Regions from separate parts of the Homo sapiens genome. Here region 2 is linked to region 1. A link is an interaction called in ENCODE POLR2A ChIA-PET data of the cell type or tissue named here. Cell type or tissue: Panc1. All regions are shown on one strand. Links, peaks and the distances in the headings refer to the core of each region. The heading gives the core; the rest is flanking DNA.

The links. Peaks named below come from ENCODE experiments on the same cell type or tissue, not always from the same donor. Only the 100,000 strongest peaks of a DNase experiment are listed, where the experiment ranks them.
Region 2: POLR2A ChIA-PET joins it to region 1 with 9 read pairs; 2 of 35 experiments call an interaction of 5 or more read pairs at or near these places.

The regions. Positions count from the first base shown.
Region 1 is chr7:28,803,320-28,810,892 of GRCh38, forward strand. CREB5 (cAMP responsive element binding protein 5) reads left to right here. Exons shown (of 11, transcript NM_182898.4): 8 at 880-1,203; 9 at 5,868-6,095. Among named protein-coding and RNA genes, the nearest start is that of TRIL, 150 kb to the right of the region's middle. In Panc1, for the core only: a CTCF peak has its summit at 5,976 (motif pointing right); a DNase peak (open chromatin) is centred at 3,718.
Region 2 is chr7:28,319,513-28,327,085 of GRCh38, forward strand. It overlaps a transcript of CREB5 not described here. Among named protein-coding and RNA genes, the nearest start is that of CREB5, 89 kb to the right of the region's middle. In Panc1, for the core only: no CTCF peak of the experiment used is centred there; no DNase peak of the experiment used is centred there; H3K27me3 peaks cover 229 bases.

The DNA.
Region 1 (7,573 bases), core at 1,380-6,379:
CCTCCGAAGCTTGTAAATTACTAACTCTAATTTTAAGCCCTAAAATCAGATTAGCTCTCTACTTTTTAAAATTTGAAATTATTTATTCTCTGTGTCTGAGAAATATTTTGAGAGGCAAGAGCATTTGTTCTTGTGACTCTTACAAGATACAGTGGCTGGCCGGGCACGGTGGCTCACGCCTGTAATCCCAGCACTTTAGGAGGCCGAGGCAGATGGATCACGAGGTCAGGAGTTCAAGACCAGCCTGGCCAAGATGATGAAACCCCATCTCTACTAAAAATACAAAAATTAGCTGGGCATGGTGGCAGATGCCTGTAATCCCAGCTACTCAGAAGGCTGAGGCAGAGAATTGCTTGAAGCTGGGAGGCGGAGGTTGCAGTGAGCCGAGATCGCACCACTGCACTCCAGCCTGAGTGACAGAGCAAGACTCCATCTCAAAAAAAAAAAAAAAAAAAAAAATTAAATACAGTAGCACACCAGATGGAGTCTCTTTGTTCAGTGCTATCACCATATTGAATGGTGCTCTTTGGTGTATGCTTGCATTCAGTTGTAGATACGATATAATGCATGATTGGATAATAGGAAATACCTTTTAGTAGAATGTATGATTCTTGATAGGATATCCTGCCCATTGGCTTTGACAGTTGAATTAACCTATTTGGCTGACATTGACCCTCCTACTGACCACGATATATAAGAAAATATGAAATTAATATAAAAGCTATCTTGTACTGGTAGCAAGATAGCTACTGGTAGGAAACATTAACAATAGCATCGTAAAATATAGAATTGAAAATGTGAGTCATTTTGCTTTTAAATCTCTATCATGTACATGACTGACTTCAGTTGTTCTCTCTCCTCCCTTTTGTTCTGTTTCAGAGGTTGAAGGCTGCATTGACTCACCACCCTGCTGCCATGTCAAATGGGAACATGAACACCATGGGACACATGATGGAGATGATGGGCTCCCGGCAGGACCAGACGCCACACCATCACATGCACTCGCACCCGCATCAGCACCAGACACTGCCACCCCATCACCCTTACCCACACCAGCACCAGCACCCAGCACACCATCCTCACCCTCAACCCCATCACCAGCAGAACCATCCACATCACCACTCCCATTCCCACCTTCATGCACACCCAGCACATCACCAGACCTCGCCACATCCGCCCCTGCACACCGGCAACCAAGCACAGGTAGACCTTTTCCGTGATCTCTTTCCCCTTCTTATTCTCCTTCTTAACAGTGCAAGCTCTAATGCTGGGGTCATTTGCAGCAATCTTGTTTGACAAGCCCAGGTGTTCTATCTCACATTCTAGGGGCTCTGTTTATCTCCTAGGAGGCAAGCCTTACCCATAAGACCCTACCAGATCATAATTTCTATAAATAATACACTAAAAAATATCAGGTCTAGTCTCTAAGGGCAAGCATAAACTTTAAGTTCTCCAAAATCTATTTTTGCAGTGTGTCAGAAAGTTAGCCCCTCTCAAAAGTAATATGAATCAATGGATTAGGAAGAACTTAAGCTTGTGAAGAAAGATGTGAATTAAGAATGAGAAAAACGAGTTAATTCTAACCCTGGTTCTAGCTGCTATGTTTTAAAACATCATAGAGACTCAATTTTGTCACCTGTAAAATGGAAGTTAAATACAACAGGCAATCTTCTGAGTAACAGTGAATGTTAAAAATCTAAAGAGTAACAATTCAAGGCAGACAAAGAAGCTCCATCATGGATGCTAGGGCGTAAGGTGCTGTGTAAATGGTGAAGAGAGGTGACTCATCCCCCTGAATGAGAAATGCGTTGGAGGGAACAGAAAGAGAGCCAAGTTCTGTAGATGATCAGACCAAGAGAAAGGCCAAATCCCAGTGGGTGAGAGTCACCAGGAGTGGCTGCAAAGAAAGCCAGCATTTAGACAAAACTGAAAGAGGGTTGGGGGACCAGGCAGACATTATGTCACCCACGGCCAAGAAGAGAGGCGAGTCCTGTACTGGAGTGAGTTTTAGTAAGTGGATGAAGGGCATGTCCAGGAGCATGGCTGGGCCTAGACACTTTGGATCCTCAAGCAGAATGACTTTCATCCATACCTTCCACCCAGTCCACACTGCCAGCTTCCAACCAGCTGAATCAGAAGGGTGTCGGAAGCATGGAACCGCCAAAAAACACTTATTCACTGTCTCCTCTGTCATCTGCCTCTGGAGACGTGACTTTATACCCGGCAGCTTTTTGAACTCTTGAGCCCCCCTCCATTAACATGCACCAAACCTGGACAGCCATCCACAGAATGGGTCAGGCACAAGCAACTCTCGAAGCTATTCATTAGATAAACTGTCTTTTGCAAGGTTCTTAGAGGTGTTCTACATTGTGAATAAGAATTGAGCATTAGAATGAGATAACCTTAATTTTTTTCCTGCCTTCCTCACTGTGTGATTGTGAACAGAAACAACCTCTCTACCCCTCAGTTTTCCCATCTGTAAAATGGGGCTGGGTAATAGTAGACTAAACTCCTAGGCTCTTATGAGTATTAAATAAGAGAATCTCTGTAAAGCCCTTGACACAGTGTTCAAAATATGTTATTCCAAACCAGTAGAAGTTTAGCAAATTGTATAGCAATCAAATGCTATCCAGAGAACATTTTTAGTCACATTTTTAGTCAAACGCCATACTAGAACATGTATTTAGAAAGAAAAAAAAAAACTACAAAGTCAATGATGGGCAAATTGATTCACATTTGTACTTAGTTTATAAGGAAACGAGAACATCAAGGTTTGGTTGCCTTTATGGGCAAGTTATTTCACAGAGCAAGTTATATAACAATTCTTTGAATATAAAAGCCATTCACTAGCTAATTACCAATTAGCCAATTGCCCTCTGTTTCAAGTCAGTAAGTGGCCAATAGTATATGCAATTAGTTAATTGCTATTATAATTAGCTTTATGAACAGTTGCTTTTTTTAATTGTATGCTAAAAAGAAAGAGCCCAGGTTGGTCTTGCTAAAATTTGAACCAGATCATTTAGGCAGTATCCCAAAATACCACTCTTAAATTGTATTAACTTGGCTGATTACTGAGATCTTGCCATTTTGCTTAATTGTATGATTATCTGAAAGTAGGAATAGAATCCTTTGAACTCTGAGATTCTAAGGTGATTTGGAATAAAATCTGCCTTTTTGAAATTATAATTTATTACTTTTGATCAAAATTTTCAGAGCATCTATGCCAAGAGAATTCTGCTTTAAAAATAAAATTACAAGCGACAATAATTACCAGGTATACAAATTCTGGTTTTAGGGTTGTATTTGCATTTTCTCCTGGCTTCTTGTGCTCCTCCTGCATGTAAGGATGTGATTGTAGAGTGCTGGTTTCAAGGAATTTCTCTTAATCAATCCTGAACCTAATTACACCTGAAACCACGTCACTTATGCCTTTGGGTGAAGGCACAGGAAAAGTATCATGGGTTACAGGTTGATTAAACTTAGGGTAGGAGGATACAGAATTGAAAGATAAGTCCCTGCAATGGAGATTAAAAATCAATTTTTTCCTATTTGAGGGTTTTGTCTGGGGCTGGCAATAAGAGATTATAATTCACAAAAGGAAACAGTTAAAGGCAAAAATATCCGAGCAGTTAGCACATTCCCTCTTAATGCTTTTCTTTGCAGTAGTTAGCTCAGGAATTAGCATCTGGAATGACAAGTGCTAAGCCCCTGCCAATAACAAGGATGACGCCTTCACTAGCAACTCTGATGAGTAAGACCTTAGACAGTTAATTTATTTTGTTATTCCTCTATAATCGGGAGGAAAAGAGTCACCAACAAACAAACAGTTCTAGAAAATGTCTTTGCTGGCCTGGTGCGGTGGCTCACGCCTGTAATCTCAGCACTTTGGGAGGCTGAGGCGGGTGGATCACGAGGTCAGGAGTTCAAGACCTGCCTGGCCAAGATGGTGAAACCCTGTGTCTACTAAAAAACTACAAAAATTAGCCAGGCATGGTGGCAGGCACCTGTAATCCCAGCTACTTGGGAGGCTGAGGCAGGAGAATCGCTTGAACCTGGGCAGCAAAGGTTGCAGTGAACCGAAATCGCGCCACTGCACTCCAGGCTGGGCGACAGAGAGAGACTCCGTCTCAAGAAAAAAAGAAAATGTCTTTGCTTTGCATAAAATTACTAAGATGCAGTTCAACCTCAACCCTGGGCCTGATTCTTTTACAGTTAGTCATAGATGGTTTGATAGAGTTTTGGATTAAAATACATCACCATCAGTCAACTGATGTCAACCAGTAGCCATTATTAGTGCAATTACAGTCATTCTGATTGATTTCAATCATAGTGCTGCAATGTGGTAGAAAAGATTGTTGAGCTTCATTTTTAAAACTTTTGGCCTGTTATTTCTGCAGGTTAAATGTCTCTTGTAAAACAACTTTATAGGTATTACCGTCATAAACCTGAGTGACTAAGAAATGGGAGAGGAAAAAAAAAAACACCTTTTATTGAGAATGAAGAAGGAGGAAGGAGTGAAGTGCATGAGGGAAAGCATTAGGTGTCCAGACATATAAAGAAAAGAGTCAGGTGTAGAAATTTCACAAGGTGCTGTGTGTCTGCCTTATGAATAGAAATAAAGCTCTATGTGTGGGGGTCTCCAAGCCTTAGATGTTGCTGAGTCCCACACAGACCTTGCAAGGACTCTATAAGCATAGTAAAACTTTTTAATAAAGTGCTTTGCCACTCAGGATTTCCTTCTAATGTAACTGTATGGTAATGCACAAGCAACTCTCACTATCTCACACACACACAGTGTGACAGGGCTCAGTGCTGCTTCAGGCATCAATTTAATGCTTTCAAAGGCCCAGCTTCCCAATCACCTAGAAAGCTCTCCTGGATCTCCTTTCACCCTGGTGAGCGCTCTGAGGGGCAGGCAGGCCCGGCTGGAGTATGCAGGTCCAGCTAGTCCTCTGCATTAAGAACTGTGTAATAGTCAAAATAGGATTTCATCTGCTTTCCTGGCTTCATGGGCTTCTTTTCATAGGAGTCACAGTGGCAACGATGTCCCAGAGGTATGTTAGGAACACAATTTTACCACTATTAGAATGAAAGGAGCCCACAACCTGCTCAGAGGTTTTCTGTAGATGACAGATGAGTCATCCATATTGTGATAATAACCCTGACCTTTCTGTTTTCACCCTGTAGCCATACATTGGCTATTTTAAAGTTGTTCATTTGTTTTTGTTTTTGTTTTAGAGACAAGGTCTTGCTCTGTTGCCCAGGCTGGAGTGCAGTGGCACGATCATAGCTCATGGCAACCTCAACCTCCTGGGCTCAAGCAAGCCTCCCACCTCAGCCTCCTGAGTAGCTAGGACTACAGGCATGCGCCACCATGCCTGGCCAATTTTTCCTTTTTTTTTTTTTTTTTTTTTTTTTTTTTGTAGAGACAGGGTCTTGCTATGTTACCTAGGCTGGTCTCAAACTCCTGGCCTCAAGTGATCCTCCCGCCACACCTGGCCCTTACTTTAAAGTTTTTAAACACACCGTCAGTAAAACATTTTTAATAGTTGAAGGAGAAAAATAAATGTTTCCTCTACCATGATTCGGCCAAATGCCTGTCAGGGAAAAATCCATCTGACTACATCTTTTCACGAGTCATTCCTATATCTTGCCAACACATCATAGAATATAGGTCAGTGATGCTTTTCCTTTTCTTTCATGAGTGTGATTTCATCGTCTGTTTCATTCATAGGAGGCAAGTCTCATATGCTGACTGAAACGATAGACTTTCTGTGCTTTGCTTTTTAACATCAGCTTGGGTTTCTTCCCTTACCTAACCACGTCCTTCCCTATCCCCATCACCTCCTCCCTCTCTGGCCCAGCAGGTTTCACCAGCAACACAACAGATGCAGCCAACCCAGACAATACAGCCACCCCAGCCCACAGGGGGGCGCCGGCGAAGGGTGGTAGACGAGGATCCGGACGAGAGGCGGCGGAAATTTCTGGAACGGAACCGGGCAGCTGCCACCCGCTGCAGACAGAAGAGGAAGGTCTGGGTGATGTCATTGGAAAAGAAAGCAGAAGAACTCACCCAGACAAACATGCAGCTTCAGGTGCAGCCCACGGTGTCTTTCCCCGCGACTCAAAGGCCCTCTGCTCCACGGGCATTTCCGGCCCTGACAGGCACTTGTTGACCTAAGCAGTGATACCACACACTTAGTCCACAGAGGAGCCGCAGCCCCACTCCTCGAGTTTTATTAATTCCAGGACACCCTGCAAAACAAAATTAACCATTCAGTTTTCAATCAATTTGCCCACAAAGCTCTGAGAAGGGGGGACCTACCCCACTAAGTTGTAGGGGTGGGAGAACAGGCTTTAATCCGACAGAGATCCAAACCATGGTTCAGCAATTACTTGCTAGGCTTAACTCTCTGGCTCTCAGTTTCTTCCTCTACAGAATGGGAATAATAACTTTATAGAGTTGTTACGTTAGGAGCAATAAACAAACTAATGTCTCCAAAGCAGTTGCCCAGTGCCTGGCCCATAACAAACCTTCAGCTGAAAAGGAGCTTTTCATTAATTATATTCACTAGGTTGAGGGGGTTGCCTTGGCTTATACTTGATTATCTCTATTTTTGTTTCATGGAAGAAAGAAAGGTTGATGGTCATTATGTAGCTCTGAAAGAAAAGGCATGTTTTCATCTCATTTGCCAACTCACCAAGATTTGAATCTTGCTTAATTTTTGCTTTTTATGAATGTCTTAACTGGGGAGATTTTATAATGAGGCCCAGAAGTGTCTGGGAGTGTCTAAGAGGAAAGGAAGGAACTCTAGTACCCAGGCTTCTCCAATAGACTTTATAGATTATAATGATGCAGTTCAGAGCATTTGTTCTAATGTTAAAAATATGTGCACTATTTATCAGCAGAAAAAAAAAAAGGCAAGTAAATAGACATGTATGCAACCCACAGTCCAGGGATAGCATTAAGAGTTGTGGATTATACTCCAGTGCTTCCAGAAGCTGAGAGAATGGCCAAAGAGAGTGGGGCAGGGAGGAAATTACCCTACATAGTGAGACTGCATTTTAAGAGTTCATGGGGTCCGGGCGCAGTGGCCTACACCTGTAATCCCAGCACTCTGGGAGGCTGATCACTTTGGGAGGTGGCTGGATCACTTGAGGTCAGGAGTTTGAGACCAGCCTGGCCAAGGTGCAGAAACCCCGTCTCTACTAAAAACACAAAAAAAAATTGCCAGGTGTGGTGGTGCATTCCTGTAGTCCCAGCTACTCAGGAGGCTGAAGCAGGAGAATGGCTTGAATGCAGGAGGGAGAGGCTGTAGTGAGCCAAGATCGCACCACGGTACTCCAGCCTGGGCAACAGGGTGAGACTGTCTCAAAAAAATAAATAAAAAGAGTTAATGACTAGGCATTGGTAGGTCACTTTTATCTTCTTCCCACACCTAGTTCTCTGTGCATCCTTAGAAAGGAACAGTTAGGGTGCCAAACCCCAAAGCCTTTGCATATCCAGTTTCATTAAATGGAGATGGCTTGGGGTTTCCAGTGTACAAATTGAAAGTATATAAGGAAAGCATGT
Region 2 (7,573 bases), core at 1,115-6,114, 480 kb before region 1:
GGACTTCGGAGTATTTGTGAAAATGCTATTTCTAGCCCTCCATCCACACAGTGCCTTTCGGTGTTCATCTGGAGGTGATGAAGGTGGATGCAGGTGACTCCTCCGCTCTACCCATGCTCACAGCCCAGCCCACTCTTCTCAAGAGTGCCCCACCATTTCCCCATCAAGTCCAAAGGCAGCACCAGAAGGGTAGAGTGAGCATCCCCGAAGTCTGTGTCTTTATTATTTCCGTGGTCTGCTTCAAGTGTTATCCCATGTGCTTGGGGTAATGTGTTTGTTTAATTGATGAAAACTCTAGGTGGCAGGAGGCTGGGAAGGTGGCTAGGCTTTTTCATATTTATTCTCATGGAAAACATTCCCCTTTATAAATCTTTTTGCTACAAATAGTGTTTTTTTTTCTTTTATGTAATTTTCTTAATTTTTAAAAAAATTTTTTGAGACAAGTTCTCGCTCTGTCACTCAGGCTGGAGTGAAGTGGTGTGATCTTGGCTCACTGCAACCTCTGCCTCCTGGGGTCAAGTGGTTCTCATACCTCAGCCTCCCAAGTAGCTAAGACTACAGCTGCGTGCCACCATGCCTGGCTAATTTTTGTATTTTTAGTAGAGACGGGGTTTCGCCATGTTGTCCAGGCTGGTCTCGAACACCTGACCTCAAGTGGTCTGCTTGCCTCGGCCTCGGATATGCTGGAATTACAGGCATGAGCCACCACGCCTGGCCGCTTTTATGTAATCTTGATGTAACACCAATCCCATGTAGTCGGCACAAATTATAAAGTGTGTAAATGACTGGTGAAAAAATAATGCCCTTCTCAAAGAGAAGATAATTCCATTACAGGGAATCTAGGGGCCGTTCAATGCCAGAGGATCCCACCCAGGAAAGCTGGTGGCTGCAGGGATAAAAGCCAGCAGTTTGGAAAGAAACACCTATAAGAACATGGACCACGTAGGAGCCTAGCTTCAAGCTCCGCTTTACCAGGCTTCCCTTCCCCTTTGCTGAATTGCAGCTCCTGATCCTGCCTGCATCCTACTGGCCTGTGTTACATAAAGATCTAGTTCTGGAATACAGGAAATATGGTGGAGATTGTTCTATGTTAAGGTTCCAAGCCAAGTACGGGCCCATATCCTCAGCTAAGATAATTATTGGTGGGTGAATAAATTAGGCTTGCCGACACTTGTCTGTTTAAGCAAAGACAGCATTTTAAATATTAGAAGAATGTCCACTTCACTCTACAGAGTCAACATTATTCAGCACTTCCATTAGCTGTGGATTACCAAAGCAGAAGACAATTCTTAAGTTAAGAAAATTTTATGAGTGAAAAGACAAATGTAAGCAAAGTGGATACATATTCTGAAAGTTTTATGTAAAAACCAAGGTGCAGGTGCAAGTATATGTAATTGATACGTAATGCAGAGAGGCAGAATGGGAGAGCAGAGGAGAACACGGACTCGGGAGCAAGATGGCCTAGGTGTGGAGCATGGCTCTGCCACTGACTACCTGGGAAACCCTGGGCAAATTACCTGACCTCTCTGGGCCTTGCTCTCTCCTCATCTGTACAATGGGGCAATGATAGAACTTGTCTCAACGGATTGTAGAGAGGATTAAACACGCTAGAGCATGTAAAGAACTTGGACACACTGCTTGACACTTAGTAAGTGTTGTGAAAGTATTAGCTTCCTAATGCAAGCATTGTCTTTGCCTCTTCATCCTCTTTTTTTTTGTACCCTTCATCCTCCTCTTCTTTTTCCTTCTCCTCTTTCTGTCTCTTTTCCTCTTCCTCCTCGTCCTTCTTTATTAGCATGATTGTACATGCGAAATGGCCAGGGCTGGCTATATAATTTGTCGAGCACAGGACAAAATGAAACTTCAGGGCCTCTTGTCCAAAAATCAGGGGGAAAAAACATTTCTTTTTCTTCTATCTCTCTCTCATACCCAATCTATCACAGGGTTCTTTGTTGGCTATTTATTGACCCATCTTCTCTCAGGCACGTATATTCTCTGGGCAAGTATAGACTCACAAGTGCCTGGAGTCCCTCCTCGAAATTTGGTGTGTGAGTGTGCGCCCAACTCCACCCTTTGCTGTGTTTGTGTCCAGCCTTTTGCCAGGGGTGAGGTGACAGAGATCACTGGGCTAGGGGCAGGAGAGGGTTGGCAGAGAACCCATCCCAGGGAGGCAGGGAGGTGGTGAGTGGGGGACTGCACAGGAGCAGAGGCCCCAAGCCCTAGTGCACACTTCATTGTTCCACTGGACTTCACTTAGGAGAAACACATTCAAAGGTAAAATTATTAAGAATTTTCAACATGATCACAGAGCGCCGATGCTCCAAGGGGTGGCCCCCTTCTGAGTGTGGGACCCTGTGTCAGATACATGAAGTTGGCACTGACAGTAGCAGAAAAGATGTGAAGTTAGCAATCAACGAAATCCCATTTTGGTTATTAAGTGATTCTTTGGCTTAAGATGTAGAAATTGGATTTTATTATCAGTTTTAGTGAGACGAACACAAATTAGGTAACTCATTTTATCCATTTATTAAACTTAGGGAGAAAAATGCACATTTTAACCAACTGGTCTACCCCAGAGATGTAGTAAAAAAGTAGCTTTTAAAAAGACCTTTGTGCTCTTCTACCCAAAAGCATTAGATGGGCATTTTCCAAAGTGTGTTACTTGAGAAAAGGGTTCTGTGAGGAACAATTGGCTCCTTGGGTAAAACAGAATTAACGGATTTTTGAAATTCAGGACTACCCACTTACTAAGTGGGTAGTCTAATTGTTTTTCTGTTTATTTACCTTAGGTCTTACTCTTTTCCAATTAATCATCTTAGACTTTGGAAGGTGAGGGGAAACATGGAAGCAGAGTCCATTTAGCAAGCTGAGATATTGTCAAATTTCAAAATGAATTTTTAAAATTAAATTTAATTTTTTTATTTTAAAAGTTTTACTTTAAGTTCTGGGATACATGTGCTGAACATGCAGATTTGTTACATAGGTACACATGTGCCATGGTGGTTTGTTGCACCTATCAACCCATCATCTAGGCTTTAACCCCCTAATACATTAGGTATTTGTCCTAATGCCCTCCCTCCCCCAGCCCCCCACTCCCCGACAGGCTCTGGTGTATGATGTTCCCCTCCCTGTCTCCACATGTTCTCATTGTTCAATTCCTACTTGTAAGTGAGAACATGCAGTGTTTGGTTTTGGTTTTCTGTTCCTGTGTTAGTTTGCTGAGGATGATGGTTCCCAGCCTCATCCATGTCCCTGCAAAGACATGAACTCATCCGTTTTTATGGCTGCATAGTATTCCATGGTGTATATGTGCCACATTGTCTTTATCCAGTGTATCCAAAATGAATTTTTAATCTTAAATGTAACTGGCCTCTCAGTTCTTCCACCATGTCCCCTCCAATGATCATTTTCTATAATTATCCACTCCTAAGACCATATTCTTAGTCCCCTCCCTCTGTCCTTTAGCTAACCAACTCTAGTACTCACTAGTAATTCTTCTGCCTTGTTGACGAATTGACCACCAACAAATCATTGACCAGCACTTTAATACCTCCCTTAGTGCCCTCATTTCCTTCTGTATCCAGCTTAATGACCATGCCCTGTCACTAGGAACATTAGCACCCTAATTCTTTCATACCCTCCCCTCACCGAACTTGGCTGGGAGAGCCCCAATCCTGGTTAAAACCCACAACTACCTACTATGTGCCTGCACTTGGTTGGAGAAAAACCCACAACTGTGCTGACTGTTCTCACTTTAAATCCTTGCCCTCAAATCTCAAATGGACATTCAACGTAGCAGCAAATCTTATTTACTTCACTTTTCCATGCTTCAAAATTACTCTTTTTATCCCTTCTCCTCTTCCCTTCCTCCGTGTTCCTATCTTGGGACCCTGCTTCATTCTTCATTGGAAAAATAGAAGCAACTAGGTAGTAATTCTTTTACTTTTTTTCAGCAGTTAATCTACCCATACCCTTTTCCTTTCCTTCTTGTGTCATAAACAAAGTGCCCCTTCATCCTCTCAAGGAGTTATTCTTACTCTGTACCACTTTTCGGCTCCTGAACTCTTATCAGTATCTCCCCTCCTGTGTCACTCACTGTATCTCCAACATCCCTACTCTGTCTAGGGCAGTGAACCCCAGCCTTTTGGCACCAGAGACCAGTTTTATGGAAGACAATTTTTCCACGGACTTTGGGTGGAGAGTGAGGGATGGTTTCGGGATTATTCAAGTGCAGTACCTTTATTGTGCACTTTATTTCTATTATTATTACACTGTAATATATAATGAAATAACTATACAACTCACTATAATGTAGAATCAGTGGGAGCCCTGAGCTTGTTTTCCTGCAAATAGATGGTCCCATCTGGGAGTGATGGGAGACAGTGACAGATCATCAGGCATTAGAGTTTCATAAGGAGGATGCAACCTAGATCCCTCACATATGCAGTTCACAACAGGGTTCATGCTCCTATGAGAATCCAATGCCCGTGCTGATCTGACAGGTGGTGGAGCTCAGGAGGTAATGTGCATGATGGAGAGCGGCTGTAAACACAGAGAAGCTTTGGTCACTCGCCCACCGCTCACCTCACGCTGTGCGGTCCCCTATGGGGGTTGAGGAACCCTGGTCGAAGGGATACACAACTAGAGCCAAAAATGTGCCCTGAAAGCTCCTGTTTAAAGAACATAATATAAAACAAACCTTACATGATCCCATTTTATCCTTCTAGCTTCTGCTCCATTTCTCTGTGCCCCTTCAGAGCAAACCTTCTTTAAGAGCTGTCTGTAAGCACTATCTTCACTCCCTCACTTCAGTTCTCTGCTTCAGTCATTCCGGTTGAGTTTCTGTCCCCACTCCCCCTCCTGAAGCTGCTCATGTCAAGGCACCATTACCTCCATGCTCTCAAGTCCAGTGGTTTTACTTTATATAATATTGCCTCATTTTTGATATGCCTTTAAAAAAATATCTTGACTTTCATGATGCCACATACTCCTGGTTTTTCTCCCACCTCACTAGCTATTCCTTCTGTCTCCTTCACTGGCTCCTCCTCCCTGCTAGAGCTGTAAATGCTGGAGGCTTTTGGAGCACGTTCCTGAGCCCTCTTCTAATCCCAAGCAATATTTTTTCCTGTGGGTGATCTCATCCAACCGTAAGGTCTTCAATATAATCTGCACACCAATGACTCCCAAATCCATGTCTCTAGCTCTTTGCTTTGACTTTCAGATTTTCTATATCCAATTGTCACAGGCATCATCTTCACGTGGATGTTTGCTAGGAAGCTCAAATTACCATGGTCAAAACAGAACGGTTGATACTTTCTTTCCCTCCCAAATCTGGTTCTTTCACAATCATCCTATCTCAGTAAATAGCCCTGTCATCCACTTAGCTACTGAAGCCAAAAATCTAGGAACTATCTTGATGTTCTCTTTTCTTTACCTTTCTATGTCAAATGTATTAGCAAGACTTGTCAACGCTTCTTTCAGAACTCATCCCTAAACTGCCCACTTCTTTTACCTCCAATGCATCACTCTACTACATACTGTCATCTTTTCTAATCTGAACAACCGCAATAACTTCTCAATTAATTTCTTTGCTTCTACACTTATACACTTATAGTCCTTTCTCTACACAGCAACTGGAGAGATGTTTAAAAAATGTAAATCAGGCCGGGCGCAGTGGCTCACGCCTATAATCCCAGCACTTTGGGAGGCCGAGGTGGGTGGATCACAAGGTCAGGAGATCGAGACCATCTGGCTAACACGGTGAAACCCCGTCTCTACTAAAACTACAAAAAATTAGCCAGGCATGGTGGCGGGCGCCTGTGGTCCCAGCTACTCGGGAGGCTGAGGCAGGAGAATGGCGTGAACCCGGGAGGCAGAGCTTGCAGTGAGCCAAGATCGTGCCACTGCACTCCAGCCTGGGCGACACAGCAAGACTCCATCTCAAAAAAAAAAAAAAAATGTAAATCAAACCATGCTTAAACCATTCCGAAGGCTTCCCTTGATGCTGGGAATAAAATCTGACCTTCTTGCACTGGTTATGCCCTACCTGGTCTAGACCTTGTCAACATCTCCATCTATCTCATATGATTCTTCCTGTGCCTGCTATGCATACTTCAGCCACTCTGGCCTTTTCTTTGTTCCTCTAATATGCCAAGGTCATCTTAACTAAGGGACCCTTACTCTAGGTTCCCACTGCCTGGAATGCTCACACCTCTGATTTCCATATGATCAGCTTCTTCTTCTCACTCAGATGCTGACTTAAATGTCACCCTTGTTATTTATGTCATTATGTAGCAATGAATTCCTGTTGTATTCAATGGGTTATAATCAATTACTAGCATTATGCATTTTGATGCTCAAATTGTTCCAAACTTGGGTATTAGGAATCCCTTCAAGCTGGCTTCTGTGTCCTTTTGACACAGCTCTGTCATTCTTTGAGTACTTTATTATATTCTGCCACAGAAAGATGTTTCAGGCTCATTTTATTCTTTCTCTGGAATCAGTTCTTCAAGGAGCTTTAATTCCTTTTAGTGGAGGATGGCATTTAGTAACCAAGATATGGGCTCTAGATGTACTCATTGTTACTGTGATGTCATTGATTTTAGACCTTCTCAGGAGACAGAACTGGTACACACACACATTATCTATCTATCTATCTATCTATCTATCTATCTATCTATCTATCTATCTATCTATCTACCTATCTATCTTGAAAAACATGAGTTCACACTGATACCCACAGTTCCAGCCTAATACTACATACTTTTTTAAACCAACCTCCTTTCCATGTTTATAGCTTTTTATTTTTCTAGCAGTGAGAATCCTGGCTCCCATTATCCTTAATATATTTATTTGCTAAGTCCCTCCATATGTAGCCAATCTCCCTACATGGACTGTCTCCTTGGCCCAGCACTGCTGGTTCACACAAGCTCATGCCAATTGGGAATCCATGCTTCCAGCCCCACTGCTGTTTGATATTAACAACTTATAACTTTCCAGTAGGTGCATTCATTCTGTCTGTTCATTCATTTGTTCATCTATCAAATATTTACTGAGTATTTAGTCACAACAGGCACAATGCTGAATGCTGCATAGACACCAGTGAACAAGGTGGCCAGAATATCTGTCCTCATGGTTACTACCCTAGACCTTGTGTCTCTGCTCTTCACAATTCATCTTTATTAAACTTGAAAGTTTGTTGAACATAAATAGGTTGAGGTTGCATATAATTCTTATTATAGAATTAGGGCTCAATTATTTTTAATATACCTTTGGATGTCCATACAGTTCTAAGTTAAAGAATATCCTAGGTAGACGTAGGTGGATAAACATATAGAAACTGTATTTAGGCTGGGTGCGGTGGCTCATGCCTGTAATCCCAGCACTTTGGCAGGTAGGTCATGAAGTCAGGCAGATCACGAGGTCAGGAGTTCAAGACCAACCTGGCCAACACGGCGAAACCCTGTCTTGAGTAAAAATACAAAAAATTAGCCGGGCGTGGTGGCAGATGCCTGTAATCCCAGCTACTTGGGAGGCTGAGGCTGGGGAATCATTTAAACCTGGGAGGCAGAGG